Linked DNA regions of Homo sapiens: region 2 is linked to region 1. The links are chromatin loops, found by intact Hi-C in ENCODE. Cell type or tissue: psoas muscle. All regions are shown on one strand. Links, peaks and the distances in the headings refer to the core of each region. The heading gives the core; the rest is flanking DNA. Region 1 overlaps SLC16A10 (solute carrier family 16 member 10). Region 2 overlaps SLC16A10 (solute carrier family 16 member 10).

Region 1 (12,415 bases), core at 2,287-10,286:
GTGAGTTGATACCAGCCATTAGTCCATCTCTAAAGAATTGAGGGTCCCAGGAATTTAATCATGTCAATGCAGTCCTTTTTACATTATTAACTGAAGAAAAATAGGTGCCCTTTAAATATTTTTTAAGATTAGGAAAGAAAAAGAAGTCAGATAAAGCCAAATCAAGACTGTAAGATAGGCCAGGCACAGTGGCTCATGCCTGTAATCCCAGCACTTTGGAAGGCCGAGACAGGTGAATCACCTGAGGTCAGGAATTCAAGACCAGCCTGGTCAACATGGTGAAACCCCATCTCTACTAAAAATACAAAAAATAGCTGGACATGGTGGATCACGCCTGTAATCCCAGCTACTTGGGAGGCTGAGGCAGGAGAATTGCTTGAACCTGGCAGGTGGAGGTTGCAGTGAGCCAAGATTGCACCACTGCACTCCAGCCTGGGAGACAAAGTAAGACTCCAACTAAAAAAAAAAAAAAGACTGTAAGTGAATGCCTAATAATTTCCCATCAAAACTCTTGCAAAATTGCCCTTTTTTGATGAGAGGATGACCGGGAACATTGTCCTGGTGGAGAAGGACTCTCTGGTAAAGCTTCCCTGGGTATTTGTTTGTTTTGCTAAAACTTTGGCTAATTTTCTCAAAACACACACAATAAGCAAATATTATCATTCTTTGGCTCCCCAGAAAGTCAACAAGCAAAATACCTTGAGCATCCCAAAAGTCTCTTATCATGACCTTTGCTCTTGACTAGTCTGCTTTTGCTTTAACTAGATCACTTCCACCTCTTGGTAGCCATTGCTTTGGTTGTGCTTTGTCTTCAGCATCATACTGGTAAAGCCATGTTTCCTCTCCTATTACAATCCTTCAGACATATGCCACAGGATCTCAATCCCACTTGTTTAAAATTTCATGTAAAGTTCCCTCTTCAATTACAGCATGAACAAGATTAATTTTTTCCTTGAAAATTGACACGGATGGTCTACTGCTGTGGGCTTCCTCTTCAACATCATCTCGTCCCTTCTTAAAGGATGTTAGCCATTTGTAAACTGCTGGTTCCTTTAGAGTATTGTCCCCATAAACTTTTTGTAAAGCATCAATGATTTCACCATCCTTCTACCCAAGCACCACCATAAATTTGATGTTTGTTCTTGCTTCAATTTTAGCAGAATTCATGTTACCCTGATAGGCGCTTTTTAAAAACTGGTGCGATATCATTTCTTAATGTCTCGAACTGTTCAGACATGTTGTAACAAGTTCAGACATGTTGTAACAAGTTAGTACAAGTTGATTTTGGTTCAAAAATATTTTGAAATCCATGCACAGTTTTTTTTCATAGTGTACATTTTTTCCATGAACTTTTCCAAGACCCCTCATACGTTTCTTTATTCCCATACCCACCCCAGCATCTAATAAATACAGACTGAAACAATGTCGACTAGTTCAAAATATGTATCTATTTAATGCATAACAGAATTGCTGCCACCAAAAGACTCACTTCCTAAACAATCCACACTCAAACCAATTTTATAACACTAACTTACCTAATTCTAGTAACTGAAAATGCATACACAGGGTGCAAACATTTAACTATGAAGGCAGCTTTGTTAATCCCCAGCTAGAGGAAAGGCTCTGAACTTTGTCTAAAGCCTATCTGAAAATCTACCACAAGACAGTGTATCAATGTATTTTCACTGTTGTTCCATAAACCATTTCCAGAGTTACAGAATGATCATGCTGCAATGCAGGGAGGAAAGGGTTGAAGGCAACTAGTTTCTATTCACTTATCATTAAGCTTAGAAAAGCTGATCAGTTTTGACAGTTCTAACTCACTGACTTGCTTTCCAAAATACTAAGGATAGTTCCAGCTCAATAGAGTGATTATCCAAAGATTAGTGACCGCTGATTAATTTATCCTCTCAAGTAACCGTAAATAATAGGGATTACATTGCCTTGACGTTCTTCCATAACCCATTCTCAGTTGCCACCAGACACCCAAAGTCATCTTGATGAATTAAGAGGATGAAGACAGATTAATTAGATTAAGCATTACTTTTACCAGACTTTTTTTTCCAAAATAGTCTGCCTCTTGAAGTGGCTCAATATTTGTTTCCTAATCAAAGTACAAAAAATAACTACCACATATACAAAATTAATTATAATACCATACACGTAACAAATGAACACTAAATTATAGAACACCATGTTTTGAAGTCAATATCAAAAACTTACATTGTTCTTTTGATTCCCAACCTTTACTACTATCAAGTCTCTTCTTGTCTGATGTGTTGGCATGGAATTTAAAAGATTGCATGAATTCTATTTTTCAAACTCTGAGGAGAAAAATGCTTTAATTGGACTTTCCTTTTCTTCCCTTCCCTATAATTGTCAGAAAACATATTTACTAGTCAGTAAGCCAGTACTTCAGTTCACCCAGAAGGCACAACAGCAGACAAATGTGGTCAAAATACCACCTTACATGCTGACTTTTGCTTTAATACAGATTCTGTAAATGAAGCCAAATGATATTAAAAGATGAAACAATTACTGGAAGGGTAAAGGTGTCTTGGCTTACAAAAAACGGCAGATATCTATTCTTACACAACTATCAATTCCCTTTCATCCACCCTCTGCTGTTACTGGTTCTTCCTCCAGGGTCACTGCACTTCCAGCACCTTCAGCTGGGCTTCAGTCACAACAGAGCAATTCAGGACCTGAGTCCTGAGAGATCACAGGACAGCACGTGAGTCAACACACACGCCCGCACACAGGCACCGTGCCAACCTGCTCACTCACAACAGTGTGGACAGATCTGTAGTGCTTTATGCATTGAAAAGTACTTTGACACTCTCTTGAGTCTCACTGCTCAGTGTGTGACAGGTAACTAAGGCAAAACACACTTGTGTGTGGCCAGGTGGCTAGTTATTATCTCAATTAGGACTGACTCCCTTCCCAGCCAGAAAGTGCCATAAAGATGACACCTCCTCCCCTAACAAACCTCAAATGTCCATTATGAATGTGCAAAAACAGTCCATATTTCTCAATAAACTGTGCAATATTCCACCCCAGTCCCAGTCAGATAACTTAATTTCACTTATTCTATAATAGTATTATAGTAGCTCTCCTAGATAACTCTTTTAAAGAGTAGAATCTATACTTACTTAAAAGAATTAGCTGTTTTCATTTTGAACTGTGAATGAAGTAGTTGGCTCAGTTACTAAACTCTGTGAATATATAAGATAACATCATCTGCTTGTTGAACAGGTTTTCACCACTGTCAATACTTTAAATTTAAAATACATAAATTAGTTGAAATGACTGTAAGCTATTCTCACAGTCTCTTGGTCTAGAACATCTTAAAAATAAGACTTACAGACCAACTTAATTACATCACAAATGAAAGGAGGAGGAACATGCCAAAAGTCTTTAGCAGTCATGTCAAATTGAAGGAAAAAAATGACTAAGTCTTAAGACGAAGTTTTGGAAATACCTAAGACAGGGATAGTAAAAATATAATTTTGACCCTTGGGAAGACGCAAATCTGAATTAGAGAAATCCAAAGGCTAGAAAGACATTTTAAGGAAGTTCTATTACTTTTTTTTTTTTTTAAGACCAAAGCTAAGAGGTGGCAGCAGCTACAGTGGCCATCTCAGTGCGGCCATACTTTTAAATATAATGATTTCAGTAGAAATGAACTAAATTACCTAGAAGCAGCCCCTGAGTCCGCTCAAGACAGGATTTCTGGGTTTCCATTATGTCATGTTCCTCTTAGAGATACATGTTCTTTCCAAAGCCCCACCACTGGACTCAGCGTCACTCTGAGACTACCAGTTTGCATTTCCAGTTACCTGCCTGACATCGCCCTTGATGTCTTGCTGACCCTTAACGCTCCACATGTCTAAAATGTGAGCCAGCCTTTCCCTGGCAACTCTTTCTCCTCATGCCCCATACCTGTCCATGACATCATCTAGGGCTGTCGACATGATTTTGTGGGGCACAATACAAAATGTATTGTAGGTCTCCCTGATCAAAAATTATTAAGACACAGGCTCCAGATGTAGGCATCAATGCTGTTTCTGTGTTCTTCATCACTGTCCAACCCATTCTTTGCCAGAATTCCTGCAGTCTATCCTTTGAAATGTCTCACATCTGTCCCTTCATTCCCATTTCCATGGCTGACCCTCAAATCTCACTCGGCTTTCGGTCGGGGCTTTGTAATTGGTGTTCCTCCTATTTCTTGCCTCTGCAACCCAGAGATCTTTTTAAAGCACTACTTAGAAACCCTCTTCAGAAATCCTCAGTATCTCCCCATTGCCTCTATTAAATAATGTCCAAGCTTACCTTGGCATTTAGATCTTCCGTTCCCCAGCTCCACCATTCTTTGCCAGCCTTATAGTCTATGACCTTTCACTACATATCCTCGGCCCTCGACAAATCAAACTCCTTGTCATTCACTTAATAAGCCCAGTGTGGAGTCAAGTATAAAGAACCTGGGCCACGAAGCTGGAGACTTAAGTTTAAATCCAGCCTCACTACTTACTAGCCTTAGTAGCCCCACCTAAAACACACACATCATAATTGTTACATGAAAGGATTACTGGATAGATTAAACAAAATAACCTGAAATACATAGTAAACCACAGTCAGAACATTCAGTATTAGAACTGCCTCCCAACCCTTGCCCAGGCCTTACACTCTCACCTCGGATACCCTCTTCTGTTAGATATGCTGAGAAAAGTCTCCCAATCTCGTAACACCTAACTCAAAAACTGAAGCCTTCTCTAGTCAGCTCAATCAGAAGTCATTCTCCCTTCCTCTAAAATCCTATATCTTACTTGCACAGGATTTAGCATGTGCAGCATATTCTCTCAGAGTTACTTATGTATCATTTTGTTTCCCCTCATGACCTCTCAAGAGCATGGAATAAGTCGAATTTGTTTCTTGCGTGGCTCTCAGTACATATTTTGTGCTCAAAAAATTAAATGGGTGGCTGGACATGGTGGCTCACATCTATAATCCCAGCACTTTGGGAGGCCGAGGCAGGTGGATCACCTGAGGTCAATAGTTTGAGACCCACCTGACCAACATGGTGAAACCCCATTTCTACTAAAAATACAAAAATTAGCCAGGTATAGTGGCGTGTGTCTGTAATCCCAGCTACTCGGGAGGCTGAGACAGGAGAATCGCTTGAACCCAGGAGGTGGAAGTGGCCGTAAGCCAAGATCGTGCCATTGCATTCCAGCTTGGGCGACAAGAGTGAAACTCCATCTAAAAAACAACAACAACAAAATTAAATGGGGAGCCGGGCCCGGTGGTTCACACCTATAATCTCAGCACTTCGGGAGGCTGAGGCAGGCAGATCCCTTGAGTCCAGGAGTTTGAGACCAGCCTGGGCAATGTGGCGAAACCCCGTCTCTACAAAAAATATGAAAATTAGCCAAATGTGGTGACATGCACTTGTAGTCCCAGCTACTCAGGAGGCTGAGGTGGGAGGATCACTTGAGCCTGGGAAGTCAAGGCTGCAGTGAGCCATGAGCGTGCAACCGTATGTACTCCAGCATGGGTGACAGAGCGAGACCCTGTCTCATAAAAATAACTAAATAAATACATGCAAACAAAATTTTTAACATACCCCAAAATTAATTAATAAAATATTTTCAACGGAATTAGCTCGAGTCCAGAGGTTGATGCAAGGTGATAGCACTGAAAGAGATTAAGATATGGCTACTCTTGCAGACTTGATCCTCTGAAGGATGAGATGTCACCTGGAAGAATCACAAAGTCCTCATGCCCAAGTCTCTACATGGTTTATTTCCATTCCTATCCCCCGCCCTAAGACAGACCTTGATCAACACCTGGGCTAAGACAGCAGAGGAAACAAGGACATGGTCTACCTGCCAAGATGTGTCAGGTGAGAATCTAAGGCCTAAGATAATCTCAAGCATTCCTTCATTACCTATGGGAATGAAGTTTTACTCTAATATATTCACTGGCATATGTCCTCTTGTATTTTCAAATATTATATATAATTGCCAGGTCATTTGCAGCTTCTAAAGGGCTCAAAAACTGGGAACACAGACTTATAAGCACTGAAATATGATTTTAAACTACTTTTAAAAAATATCATTAGTACTTATCAAATTAGCAAATACTAATAAAAATAAAACCAAACATTGGTAGGGTTTTCAGGAAGCCAGCACATCACTGGTGGCACAATAAACTGATTCAAGTTTTCTAAAGAATAATCTGGCAATGTGTAACAGGTGTTATAAAGTTGTTCATACCCTTTGAACCAGTAATCTCACTTCTGGACGTACACCCAAGGAAGCAATCCAAGAGAGGGGAAAAAAACAATTTGTTCGACGACATATACAGATATGCTACATATGTTGTACAACACTGCCTGCTACTCACTAAACAAAGGAGGCCTGGTTGAGTAACCTAGGGTAGACCAATATGGTAGAACATCACACTTACTGAAACAATTAAGCAGGTGCCTTATGAGATACAGAAAAATGTACCTTAAAAAACGTTTACTGAAAAACAGAAAACAAAAGCAAATATTGACATATAAATGTATAATTCTGCCAGGCCCAGTGGCTGACACCTATAATCTCAACACTTTGGAAGGCCAAGGCAGGCGGATCACTTGAGACCAGGAGTTTGAGACCAGCCTGGCCAACACGGCGAAACCCTGTCTCTACTAAGAATACAAAAATGAGCTGGACATGTTGGCACACTCCTGTAGTCCCAGCTACTTGGGAGGCTGAAGTGGGAGGATGGCTTCAGCCTGAGGTTGAGGTTGCAGTGAGCCGTGATCGTGCCATGGCACTCCAGCCTGAGCAACACAGCAAGACTCTGTCTCAAAAAAAATAATAATTTATAATTATTTATTTGCAAATCTGAAAACCCAAACCCAAAGTTTTTGTAAGAGAATATCAACATTTAATTAGAAGCAAAACTTGATCTGAACTGACCTGAAGCTACTCATGGTCTCTATTTAACTCACTTATCCATACATTTTGCTGCAGAAATGTTAATGTATTTGATTATAGGGTACCTGGGACTCTTCTAGGGGTGTCAGAAAATACAGGTGTCTGTACCAGATTACTTTTTTTAACTCTATTTACTTCAGTAGGGAGCAGGTTACTTTTTTACAATTCAAAAAAATCTAGGCTGGGCGCAGTGGCTCAGACCTGTAATGCCAGCACTTTCAGAGGCTGAGGTGGACAGATTGCTTGAGCCAAGGATTTCAGGACCAGCCTGGGCAACAAGGCAAAACCCTGTCTCTACAAAAAAATACAAAAATTAGTTACGTGTAGCGGCATGCCCCTGTAGTCCTAACTACTTGGGAGGTTGAGGTGGGAGGATCACTTGAGCCCAGGAGGTCGAGGCTGCAGTGAGCCATGATCCCACCACTGCACTCCAGCCTGGGTGACAGAATGAGATCCTGTCTCAAAAAAAGAAAAAATATATATACATATATTTATATATATATATATATATATATATAGAGAGAGAGAGAGAGAGAGAGAGAGAGAGAGAGGGAGAGAAAGAGCGAGAGAGAACCCCAAGTTTCAGATAAACAATTACTATACTGATAGACTATACTGATGATACCCATACATATATAACAACATATACATGTATGTATGTATGTATATATGCATACATGCATCAGTTATAAATTTAGGTAAAAGTGTTAAAGTTTGGCATTCCCTGGCTTTGTTGATAAAACCGCTTAAGGAGAGTGTATTCTTTAAGGAAAGCTAACCTCCTTATAATGATTCATCTGTGGGAGTGAGTAAAAAAAGACAACTGTAGGCCGGGCACGGTGGCTCACACCTGTAATCACAGCACTTTGGTAGGCCGAGGCGGATCACGAAGTCAAGATATCGAGATCATCCTGGCTAACATGGTGAAACCCCATCTCTACTAAAAATACAAAAATTAGCTGGGGATGGAGGTGCATGCCTGTAATCCTAGCTACTCAGGAAGCTGAAGCAGGAGAATCGCTTGTACACGGGAGGCAGAGATTGCAGTGAGCCGAGATCGCACCACTGCACTCCAGCCTGGTGACAAAGCGAGACTCCACCTCAAAAAAAAAGACAACTGTAGATAAACCAAATCCAAATCCCCAAATAATTACAAATTCAAAACCAATAAAACCAAATGTATTACAATTTATTTTTATTTAAATTCAAGTAGACATCCATAGATAATTTCACAACATTTCTTCAGAAAGTTCAGGCTTCAGATCTATTGAGCATCATTTACAGACACCCGTGTATTGAAAGAAGTAATAAACTCTCATGTTTTATAAAGAATCTTCCAGGTGACCCATAAATAGACTAATCTAAAGTTTAAATCATTAGGAAGTATTACTTTAAATGTAGTAGTTTAAATGAACATTTGAAACATAATCTTTTCCTTCCCCTGCTTTGTCTATGCTGAAAAAAAATAACCTTTTTTTTTTTTTTTTTTGAGACAGGGTCTTGCTCTGCTGCCCAGGCTGGCGGGCAGTGGAGCAATCTTGGCTCATTGCACCCTTGACCTCTAGAGCTAGGTGATCCTCCCACCTCAGCCTTTTGAGTAGCTGGGACTACAGGTGCCTGCCACCACGTCCAGCTAATTTTTGCATTTTTCGTAGAGATGGGGTTTCACCATGTTGCCCAGGCTGCTCTAGAACTTCTGGGCTCAAGCAATTCATCTGCCTCAGCCTCCCAAAGTGATGGGATTACAGGCATGAGCCATTCTGCCCAGCCTTAATCATTTTTAATGCAGGTAAAAACCCTCTGAGATTCTGGCCAGCAACAAAATGTGGAAAAAATAGCCTATTTGCCCTCCCCTCTCCATACAAAATAGGATTTTTAGATTAGAAATTATTTATCAGCTGAACATGGTGGCTCACATCTATAATCCCAACACTCTGGGAGGCCAAGGCAGGAGGATTGCTTGAGCCCAGGAGTTCAAGACCAACCTGGGCAACGTGGTGAGACCCCATCTCTACAAAAAAACTTTAAAAATTAGCCAGGTGTAGTGGCACATGCCTGTGGTCCCAGCTACTCGGGAGGCTGAGGCAAGAAAATCGCTTGAGCCCAGGTCAAGGCTGCAGTGAGCTGTGTTCATACCCCTACGCTTCAGCCTGGGCAGCAGAGCAGGACCCAGTCTCAAAAATAAATAAATACATACATACAAATTATTTATCAACTCTGGATTTAATGTTTCCTATATAATTATGCATAAAAATACAAATATAAGTCTATTATCTCCTCTGACCCTTCTTTATGCCTCACCAGCTCCCCTGCCCCTGCAAAAAATGAACAAGAACTTAATGTGTAGTCACTGGCTGAGGCTCAGGTGTTACCACTACATTATAGAGCTCTTAACATTGTGCATCTGATATTAAACATTTGTTTTGAACCAATATCAAAATATGGCCAAAGAATCTGATCTTATTAAAAATCAGATCCTTTTTTCAGTTTAAGCCTATTCCACAGTAACATTTTTCTCTGAGAAGAAGGAGACAAAACATAACACCTACAACTAAAACTCCATACATTTATCATTTATTCCTAAAAAACAACTTACTCTTAAGGGAAGTGTACTTACAGTCAATAACTACATGGCTGGGGTCCTCCTGTCAAAGTTTGAGTGCTACGTTACTACAGGACAACAATGACAACTTCCTGCCCCATTCACACTAAAACATCAATTAACTTTGTGGAATGTCGTTGTTTAAACAACCACTGACAAATGTGAACCCTTTGAGATGCTGCTTTGAAGTTGCAACATAAAGTCAAAACTAATAAAAAGGATAATTAAGATGAAAAGGTTTTTATTAATAAAAACAGTCTCCAGACTAACCTACTTGACTTGGCATTAATACTTATCTACACAGAAAAGTCAATAAATATCACCATTTAATGAACAGGTAGTTTTCTATTTTTGTAATATTAAAACACATCTCAAAATTGGTCTTGGATCCAATCTAAATGAAACACAAATATAAATTTTGGCTTTCTGAACACAGGCAGAACACTGCTGATACAATTTACTCTTTTTAAAAATTTTACTACACTTTTTAATGTTAATTTTATTTTAATTAAAAGTAGAGATGGGGTCTCACTATGTTGCCCAGGCTGTTCTTGAACTCCTGGACTCAAGCGATCCTTCCACCTAGGGTTTTCTTTTTTTTTGAGACTGAGTTTCACTCTTGTTGCCCAGGCTGGAGTACAATGGCATGATCTTGGCTCATTGCAACCTCCAACTCGCGGGTTCAAGCGATTCTCCTACCTCAGCTTCCCCAGTAGCTGAGATTACAGGCATGCGCCACCATGCCCGGCTAATTTAGTATTTTTAGTAGAGACAGGGTTTCTCCATGTTGGTCAGGCTGGTCTCTAACTCCGGACCTCAAGTGATCCGCCCACCTCGGCCTCCCAAAGTGCTAAGATTTACAGGCATGAGCCACGGCACCCGGCCTCCATCAGGTTTTCAAAGTGCTGGGATTACAGGTATGAGCCACCCCGCCCAGCTGCAATTTAATCTTTAGCAAAAAATAGGTACTAGCTGAACTGTAGACCAATGCACCTTTCCGTAGGTGCAATGGACTTTTATCCATTAATTTAATCATTGACCTTTCATTTAGACTTAACTATCTAAAGGATACCTTTAATTGAATTTAAAACTCCTTAGTGAGTGATTCTTAAGTGGAGGCACTGGAGGAGGAAAGCGGCACAGCTCCCCTCACTCACTAAGAGGCATAGATCAGAAGTTCTAGAGGGGTACATTTACTAATTTTTTTAAAGCACACATTCAATATTATAATTCTGTATTTAAAGAACAAGAAAATAATTCTAATTATATCCACAACATAACTAAAAGTAAAGCTTGGCCGGGCATGGTGGCTCATGCCTGTAATCCCAGCACTTTGGGAGACTGAGGCGGGTGGGTCACCTGAGATTAGGAGTTCGAGACCAGCCTGACCAACATGGCGAAACCCTACCTCTACTAAAAATACAAAAAAATTAGCCAGGCATGGTGGTGCGTGCCTGTAGTCCCAGCTGCTCTGGAGGCTGGGACACGAAAATCGCTTGAACCCAGGCATCGGAGGTTGCAGTGAGCCGAGATCACGCCACTGCACTCCAGCCTGGGCGACAGAGCAAGACTCTGTCTCCAAAAAAAAATACAAATAAAAATTTAAAAAATAAAAGTAAAGCTTGACAAAATTTTGGCTGATGGATAAATACAGAGTATGACATTGTCTTCTGCCACTCACAAGGAAAGGCAAACTACACTTGGATGTGTGCAACAAAATTCTGAAGTACCATGAGACTTTTATGTTTATCAAGAGGGGACAAAGGGAGTTACAAACACTGTTTTGGGGCCAGGCACAGTGGCTCAAACCTGTAATCCCAACACTCTGGGAGCCTGAGGTTGGAGGATCACTTGAGCTCAGGCATTTGAAACCAGCTTGGGCAATATAGAGAGACCCTCCCCCACAAAAAAATTTTTAAAAATTAGCCAGGTGTGGTGGTATGTGCCTGTAATCCCAGCTGTTCAGGAGGTTGGGGCAGGAGGATCCCTTGAGCCCAAGAGGTTGAGGTTATGGTGAGCCATCACATCACTGACTGCACTCCAGTCTGAGCAAGAGAGCAAGACCCTGTCTCTTAACAAAAAAAAGAAAAGAAAGAAAGAAAGAAAAAAGATTCACTGCTTTGGTCCACAAAGGAAACATTGCTTTGGTCCACATTCAGTATTTCTAATCTGTATTTCATACTTATGCCCATAATTAAAAATTAGTGAAATGAAAAAAGACTTCTTACTTGAAAATAAGGCAAGCCATTTCTTCATCGACTTTTTTTTAGTTCCTATATGCAAGGTGAGGAATTACTTTTGCTGTTAAAGAAGGCACTTTAACAAAGAGGTATGATCATACACATTTGGCATGTACATTTGAAAGCACTGCTTTCCTCCATTCCTCCAGCCACTGATAGGCTATCTGTCTTATGTGGTGGGTCTGCGCAGTTCCCAGGTGTGCTGGAGTTTCCTGTTCTGAATCTCTGCCAATAAAAACATCCACAGTCCCTGCGTGGGTGGCACCAGGCCAAGGCAGGTGCTCAGAACTGTGGTGAGCTGACTGTTCATGTTATGTTTAGGGTTTAGCTTGTTTTTGTTAAGGTTTGCTTGTTTAATTTGAATATAAGACCAGATTTCTAGCTAGGCGGTGATAACTCTGGAATTCTTTTCCAAAAATGACATCACAGCATTTCTGATGACTTGAGTAGGAGACACTATTGAGAGAATATTCTAAAGAACATGCAAGTAAATATGTAGTAAATAGTTTCAGGCTGGGGACAGGAGTAGGATTCTACTTTCAGGACAACTTTGACATAAGTACAACTTTTTTCCAGCCAAAAAGCTG
Region 2 (12,415 bases), core at 1,903-9,902, 53 kb before region 1:
TTCTGCCTCAGTCTACCAAGTAGTTGGGACTACAGGTGTGTGCCACCACACCCTGCTAATTTTTGTATTTTTAGTAGAGACGGGGTTTCACCATGTTGGTCAGGCTTGTTTCAAACTCCTGATCTCAGGTGATCCACCTGCCTTGGCATCCCAAAGTGCTGGGATTACAGGCACGAGCCACCATGCCAGGCTACATACCTACCCTTTCCTAATTGGTTTTCTACACTATCGCGCCCACCTTTGAATATTGTCTTCACTTTAACTTTTATTGCATACTCACAAACCAATCTGTACACACTCCCCATTCTGAGTCCATAAAAAGCCCCAGACCCAGACACAGAGAGAGAGAGAGAAAAACCACCTGACTGTGGGGGTGAGGGAGCACCCCGTGTCCCCTTAATGCTGAGAGTTGTTCCATAACTCAGTAAAATTCTTCTCCACCCATCCTTACACTTCAAATTGTCAGCATATCCTCCTTCTTTTTAGATGCATGACAAGAGCTCGGGAACCGCTGAACGTCAGTAGAAGCTATAGCACAGGTGGACCAAGTGAGCGGGGTGCCTTGGCCCATGGCCGAGTGAGTCCCTGGTTGGCAAAGTAGCTGAGCAAAATCCTGTGTCACCAGCACTTTGGGAGGCTGAGTTGGGCAGATCACCTGAGGTTAGGAATTGAAGACCAGCCTTCCCAACATGGTGAAACCCTGTCTCTACTTAAAAAAATACAAAAATTAGCTGAGCATGGTGGCACATGCCTGTAATACCAGCTATTCAGGAGGCTGAAGCACAAGAATCGCTTGAACCCAGGAGGTGGAGGTTGCAGTGAGCTGAGACTGCACTACTGCACTCCAGCCTGGGCAACAGAGTGAGACTCTGTCTCAAACAAAAGAAGAAAATACCGGAGAAAATCTTTGTGATCTTGGTTTAGGCAAAGATTTCTTAGATATAACATGAAAAACCTAAATGCCCATACAAGAAATCAGTACAAGAAAATGTTGATAAACTAAACTTCATCAAAACTAAGAACTTCTCTTTGAAAGACACTGCTAAGAGAATAAAAAGACAAGCCACAAACTGAGAGAGAAGATTTGCAAATTACATATCTAGTAAGAACTTGTATATAAATTACATACAAAATTCTCAGAACTCAATAAAAACCAAGCAACTCAATTTTAAAAATGGGCAAAAAATTTGAACTTTACAAAAAAGATATATAAATGGAAAATATGCCTATGACACCCAATATCATTAGTCATCAGGGAACTGTCAATTAAAACAATGAAAAACCACACACATCACAGGATATCTAAAAATGACTAATCATACCAAGTGTTGGTGAGGATGTAGAGCAACAAGAACTTTCACATACTGCTACTGGGAATATAAAATAGTACAAACACTTTGGAAAGCAGTTCAGGAATTTCTTAAAAAGTTAAACATAAACCTACCATATGACCCAGCTATTCCTCCATTCCTAGGGGGTTCCCAGCCCCTGAGCCTAAGAGAAACCAAAGCATATGCCTATACAAAAACTTATATACAAATGTTTATAGCTGCTTTATTTCTAATAGTCAAAAAAACAGAAAGAACCCAAATGTCTATAAATAAGTGATTAGATAAACAAATTATGGTATATCTATGTAATGGAATACACAGCAATAAATAAGAGTGAACTACTGATAAATACAACAACATGTACATGCACCACATTCTAGTAATTCCACTCCCAGGTATGTACTCCAGAGAAATTTTGCACATGTGCACAAGGAGAAATGAGTAAGGATGTTCACAGAAGCATCTGTAATAGTAAAAATCTGGAAATAACCTAAATTGCCCATCAGCGGTAAAATAAATGAAAAAATGTTGGTATTAACATACAGTGGAATATAGATTCACACATTTGTAGTCATAGCATAAAACATGATGGGAATAATTAAAGCAAATGTGGGATAGTGATTACCTGTGGGAAAGTGTGCATGAAGGGGATTAGGAATGGAGAAGTGTACACGGGACCACAGCTGGGCCTGTAATGTTTACATCTTTTTTTTTTTTTTTTTTTTTTTTTTTTTGAGTCAGGGTCTTGCTTTGCCACCTAGACTGGAGTGTAGTGGCAGGATCACAGCTCACTATAGCCTCTGGTCAATTGACCCTCCCACCTCAGGCTCCCGAGTAGCTAGAACTACAGGTGCAGGCCACCACACCTGGCTAATTTTTGTAGAGACAGGGTTTTGCCTTATAGCTCAGGCTGGTCTCTAACTCCTGGATTCACGTGATCTGTCCTCCTTGGCCTCCTAAAGTGTTGACATTACAGGCATGAGCCACTGTGACCAGCCTACATCTTTTCAAAACTGAGAATGTTAGGATCTGAGTAAAGAGTAGTGGATACGCAGAAAATACATTTGTTATGTCATTCTCTAGATTTTTGTTTGTTTAAAATATCGAGTAAATACAAAAAAATACTAAAGTTAATTTTCAGATCTTCGAAAGGTTATTTACAGCAGGGGTCCCCAGCCCCCGAGCCTGTTAGGAACCAGGCCACACAGCAGGAGGTGAGTGGTAGGTGAGCGAGCATTACCACCTGAGCTCCACCTCCTGTCGGATCAGCACAGCATTAGATTCTCATAGGAGCACAAACCCTATTGTGAACTGTGCATGCAGGGGATCTAGGTTGCACATTCCTTGTAAGAATCTAATGCCTGATGATCTGAGATAGAACAGTTTTATCCTGAAATCATTCCCCCTCCAATTTGTCAAAAAATTGTCCTCCATGAAACCAGTCCCTAGTGCCAGAAAGTCTGGGGACTGACGATCTACAGGAGGTAAAATCACTTTACCAGAAAAAAGCTAAAAATAGGGAAAATGTGCACTGTAATTGTCATGGCAGAAAAGTAATAAAAATAAATAAATATTAATAATAGGGAAATAATTTCAAACTCTTTTCATTATAAAGTTCACTTTAAAAATGACAGACTACATTTTGCAAAAATAATCTTAAAACCAAACATCCCATTCCTCTGAAATTAAAACTTCTCTTCACATTATATTATTAATAGCTCTTTTAAAACATTAAATAAAAATACGATAGAATAGCTCTCTGTTATGCCCTCTCATTTCTGCATGCTGATAGCATTTCATGATGCTTTCAAATAAGAAAGTCATCTTTTCTGGCTATAAGTCAACATTCGCAACTAGGATCACAGTTCTTTTTCTTTTTTTCTTTTTTTTTTTTTTAGTCGGATATAGCATTGTAAGAAGGATCATAGTACTGATACTCTGAAATATTTACCTACATAAACTATTTGGAATTCTTCTGCATGGGAGATTTGTCTAGTCTCCCACATTTATGTATTTATTCAATCACTTGTTTATATCATTATGGACTCATAGATATTTATTTTATACTTTGATTTAAATTCAAATACTTCTCTGTGGCATAGATCTGCCTTAAAACCACAAGTGGTCTGAAGTTATACTCTGTGGTTTCACTGATACTATTTAGCTAACTTGTATCTTCAATTCTTGGAAACCTCATTCTCAGATGAAAACACCAAGTTTGGCCAGGCACGGTGGCTCATGCCTGTAATCCCAGCACTTCGGGAGGCCAAGGTAGGCGGATCACGAGGTCAGGAGTTAGAGACCAGTCTGGCCAACATAATGAAACCCATCTCTACTAAAAATACAAAAAATTAGCTGGGCGTAGTGGCAGGTGCCTGTAGTCCCAGCTACTCAGGAGGCTGAGGCAGGAGAATCGCTTGAACCCGGGAAGTGGAGGTAGCAGTGAGCCAAGATCATGCCATTGCACTCCAGTCCAGGTGACAGTACAAGACTCCATCTCAAAAACAACAACAACAACCAAGTTTTATCTCAATAGTACGATCAAAATGTGAAACTTTCCTACCTTTTAAAAAATAAACTTTTGTCTGGGCGCGGTGGCTCACGCCTGTAATCTCAGCACTTTGGGAGGCCGAGGCAGGTGGATCACCTGAGGTCAGGAGTTCAAGACCAGCTTGGCCAACATGGTGAAACCCCATCTCTACTAAAAATATAAAAATTAGCTGGGTGTGGTGGCGCGTGCCTGTAATCCCAGCTACTTAGGAGGCTGAGGCAGGAGAATCGCTTGAGACCAGGAGGTGGAGGTTGCAGTGAGCCGAGATTTCACCACTGCACTACAGCCTGGGCAACAGAACAAGACTCCGTCTCAAAATAAAATAAAATAAAATACACTTTCATTTTAGAATAGTTTCAGATTTACATAACAATTGTGAACAGTACAGGGAGTGCCCATATACCTCACATCCAGTTTCCTCTATTATTAACATCTTACGATAGTATGTTACATTTGTCACAATTAATGAACTACTATTGATACATTATTAGTAACAAACATCTATATTTTACTCAGATTTCCTCAGTTTTAACTAATATCCTTTTTCTATTCCAAGATCCCATACAAGATACCACATTATATTTAGTCGTCATATCTCCTTAGTCTCCTCTTGACTGTGACAGTTTGCCAGACTTTTCTTGTTTCAGATGACCTTGACAGCATTGAGGAGTACTTTTCAGGAATTAAGTAGCATGTCCCTCAATTAGGATTTGTCTGGTGTTCTTCCCATGATTAGTCTAGGGCTATGAGGTTTTTTGGAAGCACGACTACACAAAGTGCCATTTCATCCCATTATATCAAGGAAACACAGTGCAGTATCAACATGGCTTAGTGCTTTTGATGTAAACCTTGATCATCTGGGTGGGACAGAGTTTGCCAGATTCCTCCACTGTGAAGTTGTCTTCTTTTCCCTATTTATACTGCACTCCTGGAAGGAAGTCACTAAGCAGCCCACACTTACAGGAGTGGGGAATTAATTATGCTCTGCCTCTTTGACAGTGAAGTATTTACCTACATAAATTACTTGGAATTCTTCTGCATGGGGGATTTGTCTAGTCTCCCACATTTATTTATTTATTCAATCACTTGTTTATATCATTATGGACTCGTAGATATTTATTTTATACTCTGATTTAAATTCAAATACTTCTTCATTTTGTTGGCTATTGCAAACTCTTTCACATGGCTCCTGTGACCCTTTGACATACTCCCATTATTGGGGAGCAGTTTATTGTTTTTAGTTTTTGAGTACTCCCTTGCTTTCTGATATATAAGATGCTCCAGGCTAATCTTATATATTATCATCAGCCCTTTCTGCAAGGAGCCCTGGTTGTTTTTACTGGAGAATAGTATTACAAACCAAGATAAATGGTGCTAGGTGTTTTTGTTGCAACAGGGATGTCATGGCTTCTGCGCCCTCTTAGCCAAAGGAGGTAGAAAATACATGTACATATACCAACCTATCTATGCATAGCTATAAATACTTTCCACATGTAACCATCTGTATCTACATTAAGCTAAACATAAATTCATGCTGAGCATACTTACATACACCTCCAACTCTTCTAATTCATTATCACACAGGTTATTCTAACTCCTTCCTTGCTTGTCTATAATCTTTCTTTACAGCAATGAAAAATCTGGGAACTTCCTACTTTTCACCTCAGAAAGTTACAAGAGTAAAAGAAGAAATGAATTTATGTTTTGAGAGGAAATCACTTCTTCGAATAACCACATTATTATGTTTTTTGGGCCAGGCGTGGTGGCTTACGTCTGTAATCCCAACACTTTGAGAGGCAAAGACTGGAGAGCTGCTTGAGGCCAGGAGTTTGAGACCAGCCTGGACAATCTAGGGAGACCCTGTCTCTACAGAAAAAAAAAAACGAAACAACTTTTTAAAATTAGCCAGTCACGGTGGCATGCACCTGTTGTCCCAGCTACTCAGAAGGCTGAGCTGGGAGGTCAAGGCTGCAGTGAGCCATGATCATGCCACTGCCCTCCAACCTGGGTGACAGGGCAGGGCAAGATCCTGTTTCAAAAAAAAAAAAAAAAAGTCCTGTTGAAAGCAGTGATATTTAAAGAAGATAGGAAGATTGTGCGGTGTACCCTCTGTGTGTCACCTTAGATGAGGCCAGACCTAGAATCCATAACCCAGATGAGATCATCCTGGCCCCTGGTAGAACGACTCACCACTTTCAGAATTGTCTTTTTTTTTTTTTTTTTTTTTTGAGATGGAGTCTTGTTCTGTCACCCAAGCTGGAGTGCAGTGGTGTGATTTCAGTTCACTGCAACCTCCACCTACTGGGTTCAAGCAATTCTCCTGCCTCAGCCTCCCAAGTAGCTGAGATTGCAGGCACTGCCACCACGCCCAGCTAATTTTTGTATTTTTAGTAAAGACAGGGTTTCTGATTTTTGTATTTTCAGTAGAGACGAGGTTTCCATGTTGGCCAGGCTGGTCTCGAACTCCTGACCTCAAGTGATCTGCCCGCCTCAGCTTCCCAAAGTGCTGGGATTATAGGTGTGAGCCACTGCTCCCGGCCTCAGAATTGTCTCTTGATGTCATAGCCTCATCTTTCATCAAGAGATGCTTAAAGAAACTGCCTGATAAAATCCATTATTACCTCCACTATAAGGCCAATGCCAACATTACTTCATTACCCAGCATCTCCTATAAGAAACAAAGGGGCAAAAAATACTTGCTTCCTTGAGTAAAGTAACAAGTAAATTGTGTCTTATTTAACCACATCCATCATGCTTCCCTTTTCATGTTGTTTGCCAGAAGCTTAGAGTCAAATTTGCTATGGGACTGTAACAACTATATAGGCCCTGACTGGTGATGTGTTTACATTCCCCCAGTCTTAACAACATATACTATGTCATATTTTTCATGGTTGCTGAAATTTTATTTTCTACTCCTATCCTACTATTTTATTTGTGCAGTGTTTTATGCTTCTAAAAACTACCTCAAATCCTTTGCGGAATGAAGTAATATAAATTAATGCACATATAATCCTGTTATTACTATAGTTGTTTAATCTTTGAAATAATAACAGGATTAATGGCCTATAGTGGGAAGCTAGTTAAGAAGAAAAATTTTTACAAGGTTCTTATATAAGATAATGAAAATATTCTCCAATATAGAGAGGAAATAATAAACTGTTCTTAACCTGAATATTATCATTTTCTCATAAGACTCTATAATTTTAAATTCTGGACCACCAGGAAAAATACTTTCCTAATTAGATCCCCTTCAAACATCTACTTTCTCTACACCCATTTCTGTACACCTCTTTTCCCCCAGTAGTGAACCTTTGCCTCTTTTGTTAACTGCAGAAACCATATGGGTGGTGGCTGGACCAAGATTTAAAATCATAACCAATAATGATCAGGAAGCCTAAAAATATACTCAAAGCAAGCATCTTATCTTTGTAAGGAGAAAGGGAAACTAACATTTCTTGAGAACCTGCCACATGGCAGATGATGTTTAGGAGCACTTTATATATACGGTTTCATTCAATCTTTGAAGCAACCTCAGGTGAAACAGGCAAAGCTCAGAAGTTAAGTGATTTGCCTAAGGGCTCCCTGCTATTTAAATGGAAACTTCTAGATTCATACCCCAGCCTTACCTGACTAGCCCAAAAACCTCCTCTGTCCACTCCATCACTCCTTATAAGCAACCACACTGCTTTTATTGTTTTAATTTAATTTTTTTTTTTTGAGACAGGGTCTCGCTCTGTTGCCCAGGCTGTGTGTAGTGGCACAATCTCAGTTTACTGCAACCTTCACCTCCCAGGCTCAAGCCAACCTCCCACCTTAGCCTCCTGAGTAGCTGGGGCTAGAGGCACGTGCCACTGCTCCCAGCTAATTTTTGTATTTTTTGTAGAGGCAGGGTTTCACCATGTTGCCCAGGCTGGTCTCAAACTCCTGAACTCAAGAAATCCTCCCGCCTTGGCCTCCCAAAGTGCTGCGATTACAGGCATGAGCCACCACGCCTGGTCATGCTGCTTTTATAATTTCTTGCCAGTGCACCTAAGCTAGGGAACCTTTTAAAGATGGGAGAACAATTTAATAATGCTTAACAGAATAAGGACGCAAAAAAGCTATTTAAAATGCCCTTCTATGGAGGAATACTTCAGAACCCAGCTCTTTCAAACATGTTCCACCCTATTGGCTCTCAGCACCCTCTCTCTCCCTTGATCTTCCCCAGCACTTAATTACCACCATTGCCACTCATTGTCACTGACTCAAAGTTCTTTACCCTGTGCATTTAAATTGCACACACATGCATGTGCACACACACACCTTGTATCCCCAAATCTGGGTTTCTTAAATGTTGCCACCATGCCTTACACATGCATTTCCCTCTTCTATTCTTCAAATTGTAGTAGATGCACAAAAAGTATCAAATGATTGAATGAGAACACTTAGTCTTTGAAAGGGAAGTTACTGCTGGATATGTAATAGTTGACCTCTCTACCTTCCTCAAAGAAGGCTGTATCCAAATCTATCCCCTCGGTCCACAATAAGGCATTCCTCTCTTACTCCAACAGCATGTTCTGGAAAGCCAGAGAAAAGTACTTACACGTAAAGTAAAATTACTTACAGCATACTATCAACCATTTCTATACTCTCTCACAATGAAATAACCCTGATTCATTAAGGTGTTCCTTGAATTTCTCAGTATAGCCTTGTTCTGTAAGATTCATGGAATTAACTCTTATGTGACAAGGAAGATTTTTAAAGGTTATCTCTAATAAAAATATTGAACAGAATGGAGCTAAGGATTAATATTTGAAAGAAAACCTAAGTTTTATTTATCAAATTTGTATGCAACACCTTCATTCATTCAACAAATACTTTGTGAGTATCTATATGTGCCAGCACTATTCTAGATGCTGAGAAAACAGCAGTGAACAAAACAGACACTAATCCCTGTCTTCATGGAGCTGCCATTCTACCGGGGGACAAAAGCTAGAAAGAACTGTTGATATGCTGGTTGACAAAATTAGGACTCAAAATCCATATAAAGAGGAAACTGAAACCAATAAAACCAAATTTAATGGAGAAAAATACAGCATTTAGAGTTCAGAAATTAAATGGATAAGTATGAACAGGAAGGGGATATATAGCTTTATTCATGCAATACACATTTATTTGTAGGTTCTCTTCCCCAGGAGTAGTTACTGAGGGGGTGGAAACAGGTCCTGCTCTGCTGGGCACTGGGGATCTCAGGTCCCTAATCTCAAGAAACTCATATTCAAGAGACACAAACAACGGCAGAACAACAAACAGTGTGATAATCGACCAAGGTGTGTACTGTGTGTTGTGGGACAACTTAGGAGGGGTATCCAGCCCAGATGGGCAGGGAAAAAATAACCACTGTTTCCTCAGGGTAACACCCAAAGTGACATGGAGGATGAATAGGCGTTCATCAGGCAAAGGATGGGGGAAAGAGGAGGCAGGAACATTCCATGTAAAGGGAATAGCATATGCAAAATTAATATCTGCAAGTGATTCTCTAAGGATGTAGCCAGAATCACAGCAAAGCCATGTCAGTCATCCCAAGAAATACGGACTTTATTCTTTAAATGTCAGAGAGTCAACATTAGGTTTTTAAAACCTGGAATTACATGATCAAACGGTATTTTAGAAATTCCTCTTTGGCAACAGTTTGAAGAACAGAATGCTCATAGGGGAGATTGGGAGGAAGGCAGCTGGAAGGCTGCTGCAAGTGACAAATGACAATTGTCTGAAATCAGAAGTAGCAAGATATCCAAGGAGACCGATTTGAGAGATGTGAGTGATGAAATCAACAGGACTTATGATCCATTAGATTAAAAAAGATGAAGGGAGTGGCAATAGGTTGGCTCTTAAGAGATTTAGCTACGTGGTAAAGTGAGGGGAAGACAGATGCAGAGTTTAAGAATGAAGAAAATGAACAAGTTTGGGGAATGGGGAAAGGAGAGGTGATGAATTTGTTTGAAAATGAAGGCAACTTACTCAATATGCCTGAATATAAAGCAAATTTCTTTTCCCAAAATTATTCCTCAGAGGAAAAAAATAGTTACTGTACATTAAATTCTCTTTCAAAAGTTTCTCATCATGGGGTACTTTCCAAATTTCTGTATTTTGAACAAATTATTGTTTGGGAAAAACAAGCCAGAAACTACCTTTAATTGTTGCTGAGTATGTACGCTACTAGAGGTCACCTGATGGATGGAAGTGTCCTAAAAGGAGCAAAGAATTTTAACAGATATATAATTTTCCTGAGAGCATACCTCACATTTGCAAATTTAGATGTTATAAATTTCAAAAAGCAACACAGTGAGTAAGTAGTTATGTTGTGGAGATCAAAAATATGCACCCACAGAACAAATTAAAAAAACAGCTGTCCTAATATTGTACGAGTAGAGACTTGCCACAGGGAAACTCCTTAATTCCCTGGCTGCTATCCATTCAGGGACTTCTCAGTGGAGTCAACTCAGAGCCTGTTTCCACCCCCTCAGTGTCTACTCCTGGGAAAGAGAATCTGTCTGATTGAGGCCTTTGGTAGAAAGAACTGAGCATGCTCAATCAGCTCCCTCTGGGCTTTTCTTGTCAGTGGCCTGTCATTAGGAGGTCCAAATTCTCTGATTATCCATGACACAAGTTTATGGCAAAGCCTATAGGAGAGGTTTATAGCCAACTAGCTCACTTATATTAATAACTGCTACACCAGCCCTCATCCTTTAAATGCAGAGGGAGGTATTATACAGCCACAGATGATGATGATGATGATATTGATGATATCGATATCTGGGATTTAAAATGTACAATGTGCCAGACAGTCTAGATGCTTCATATATATTAAGTGTCTCAGTCTGTTTTTTGCTGCCATAACAGAATACCAGAGACTGGGTAATTTATAAAGAAAAAACTTTTATTTCTTACAGTTCTGGAGGCTGAGAAGTCCAAGATCAAGGAGCCAGTGTCTGGTAAGGGCGTTACTACTGCATTATAACATGGCTAAGGCCATCACATGCATGAGGTGGCAAGGAAAGGGGGTCAAACACTTCCTTTTATAAGGAACCCACTACTGCAACAACGGCATTAATCCATTCATGAAGGCAGAGCCCTCATAGCCTATTCAACTCTGAAAGGTCCCACTTCTTAACACATGCACTGGGGATTAAGTTTCCAACAAATGAACTTTGGGAGACAAATTCAGCCCATAGGATTAAGTCACTTAATATCAACAGCAATTCTATGAGGTATCTACTCAGTTGACAAAACTGAGACACTGACGTTTTAAAGCTTGCTCAAAGTCACACAAAGTAATGGGTGGTGAGGCTGGAATTTGAGGTGAGCACCCTCACTCTTAAGCCACTATACTATACTGGCTTTTAATTGATTTAACCAAAAATTTTAACATAGCCTACATTAAGAGATGAGAAAAGGAGTAGCACAAAAAGAGTTAAATATTTATCTTCCATAAGGAAGTCTGTAGATAAAAATCTAAGTTTGAAAATTCAAAATACAACCATATAAGCATGCTGTTTTGAAATATGAAGATAACCATAAGAAATGGCTAAAAGAGCTGAAAGCAGTTGATTTTGGAGTAAGGTGCCCAGTATGAGAGGGGAATAGGGCAGAGGAATGCTACTCTTTATTATAAGCCTTATAGAAATCTGATATTTTATACTGTATGCATATAAAACTTTGATAATCATAAAAAATTAATTTTAGGAAGAAAACATACCAACTTTGTTGAAATTAATCTGGGCATATGACCCAGGTCCTGCTTTTAAAAATCATATGATCCATTATGATGAACAAGACTTCACAAAACTACCTATCAAACAGCCTACACTGAGAATGACACTACCAGGAATAGGAGAGTCATGACAGTGGCATAGCCTTGCTGAGGATTTGAGAATTCTTATCAAAATTCCTGGGAATAGATTGGATCTGTAGGTCAGGTATCAAAGAAAGAAGCGGGTTCCTTAAACCAATGCAGAACATAGTTTCTCCTGATTGGGGTGGGTGGTTGGGGGACCAGGGAGGAGATTAAAAACAGTCTTATGTTCATAACTGGTTTTGTCTGACCTAGAATCATAGTTGAATTACTAACTTGCCAGAATGCTTGAAAGCATAAAGACATCATTCCTTTATCAATGAGAGTATCTGTAGTGTGAAGAATGAAATGGAAGGCTAAGGTAATAGCTACAGAGGAAACTAGAGAAGAAGGGTCCTGACTGAAATAGGCTGCTTTGTCAAGCAGTATCAATTCTACCATGGACGATCAATATCAGGCCAGCATAAGTAAAGGAGAGATGGGGTTTCACCATGTTGGCCAGGCTGGTCTGGAACTCCTGACCTCAGGTGATCCACCCACCTCGGCCTCCCAAAGGCTGGGATTACAGGCGTGAGTCACCACGCCTGGCCTGATTGAAGTATTCTTATTCTCCTTGTTCCGATAAAGAAACTGAGGCAAAAAGTGGTTGGTTAAACAACTTGCCCAAGGCCACACAGACACAGGGTGGAGGAAGGGAAC

What was found. Peaks named below come from ENCODE experiments on the same cell type or tissue, not always from the same donor. Only the 100,000 strongest peaks of a DNase experiment are listed, where the experiment ranks them.
Region 2: it touches region 1 in a loop (5-fold over the local background); 2 of 110 quality-filtered maps call a loop at or near these places.

What each region holds. Positions count from the first base shown.
Region 1 is chr6:111,096,082-111,108,496 of GRCh38, reverse strand. All of the region lies in intron 1 of SLC16A10 (solute carrier family 16 member 10), which reads right to left. Among named protein-coding and RNA genes, the nearest start is that of SNORD166, 12 kb to the left of the region's middle. RefSeq lists an enhancer at 393-1,592. In psoas muscle, for the core only: a CTCF peak has its summit at 2,565; a DNase peak (open chromatin) is centred at 2,756; H3K4me3 peaks cover 434 bases; H3K27ac peaks cover 2,051 bases.
Region 2 is chr6:111,148,718-111,161,132 of GRCh38, reverse strand. All of the region lies in intron 1 of SLC16A10 (solute carrier family 16 member 10), which reads right to left. Among named protein-coding and RNA genes, the nearest start is that of SNORD166, 41 kb to the right of the region's middle. In psoas muscle, for the core only: no CTCF peak of the experiment used is centred there; a DNase peak (open chromatin) is centred at 5,852.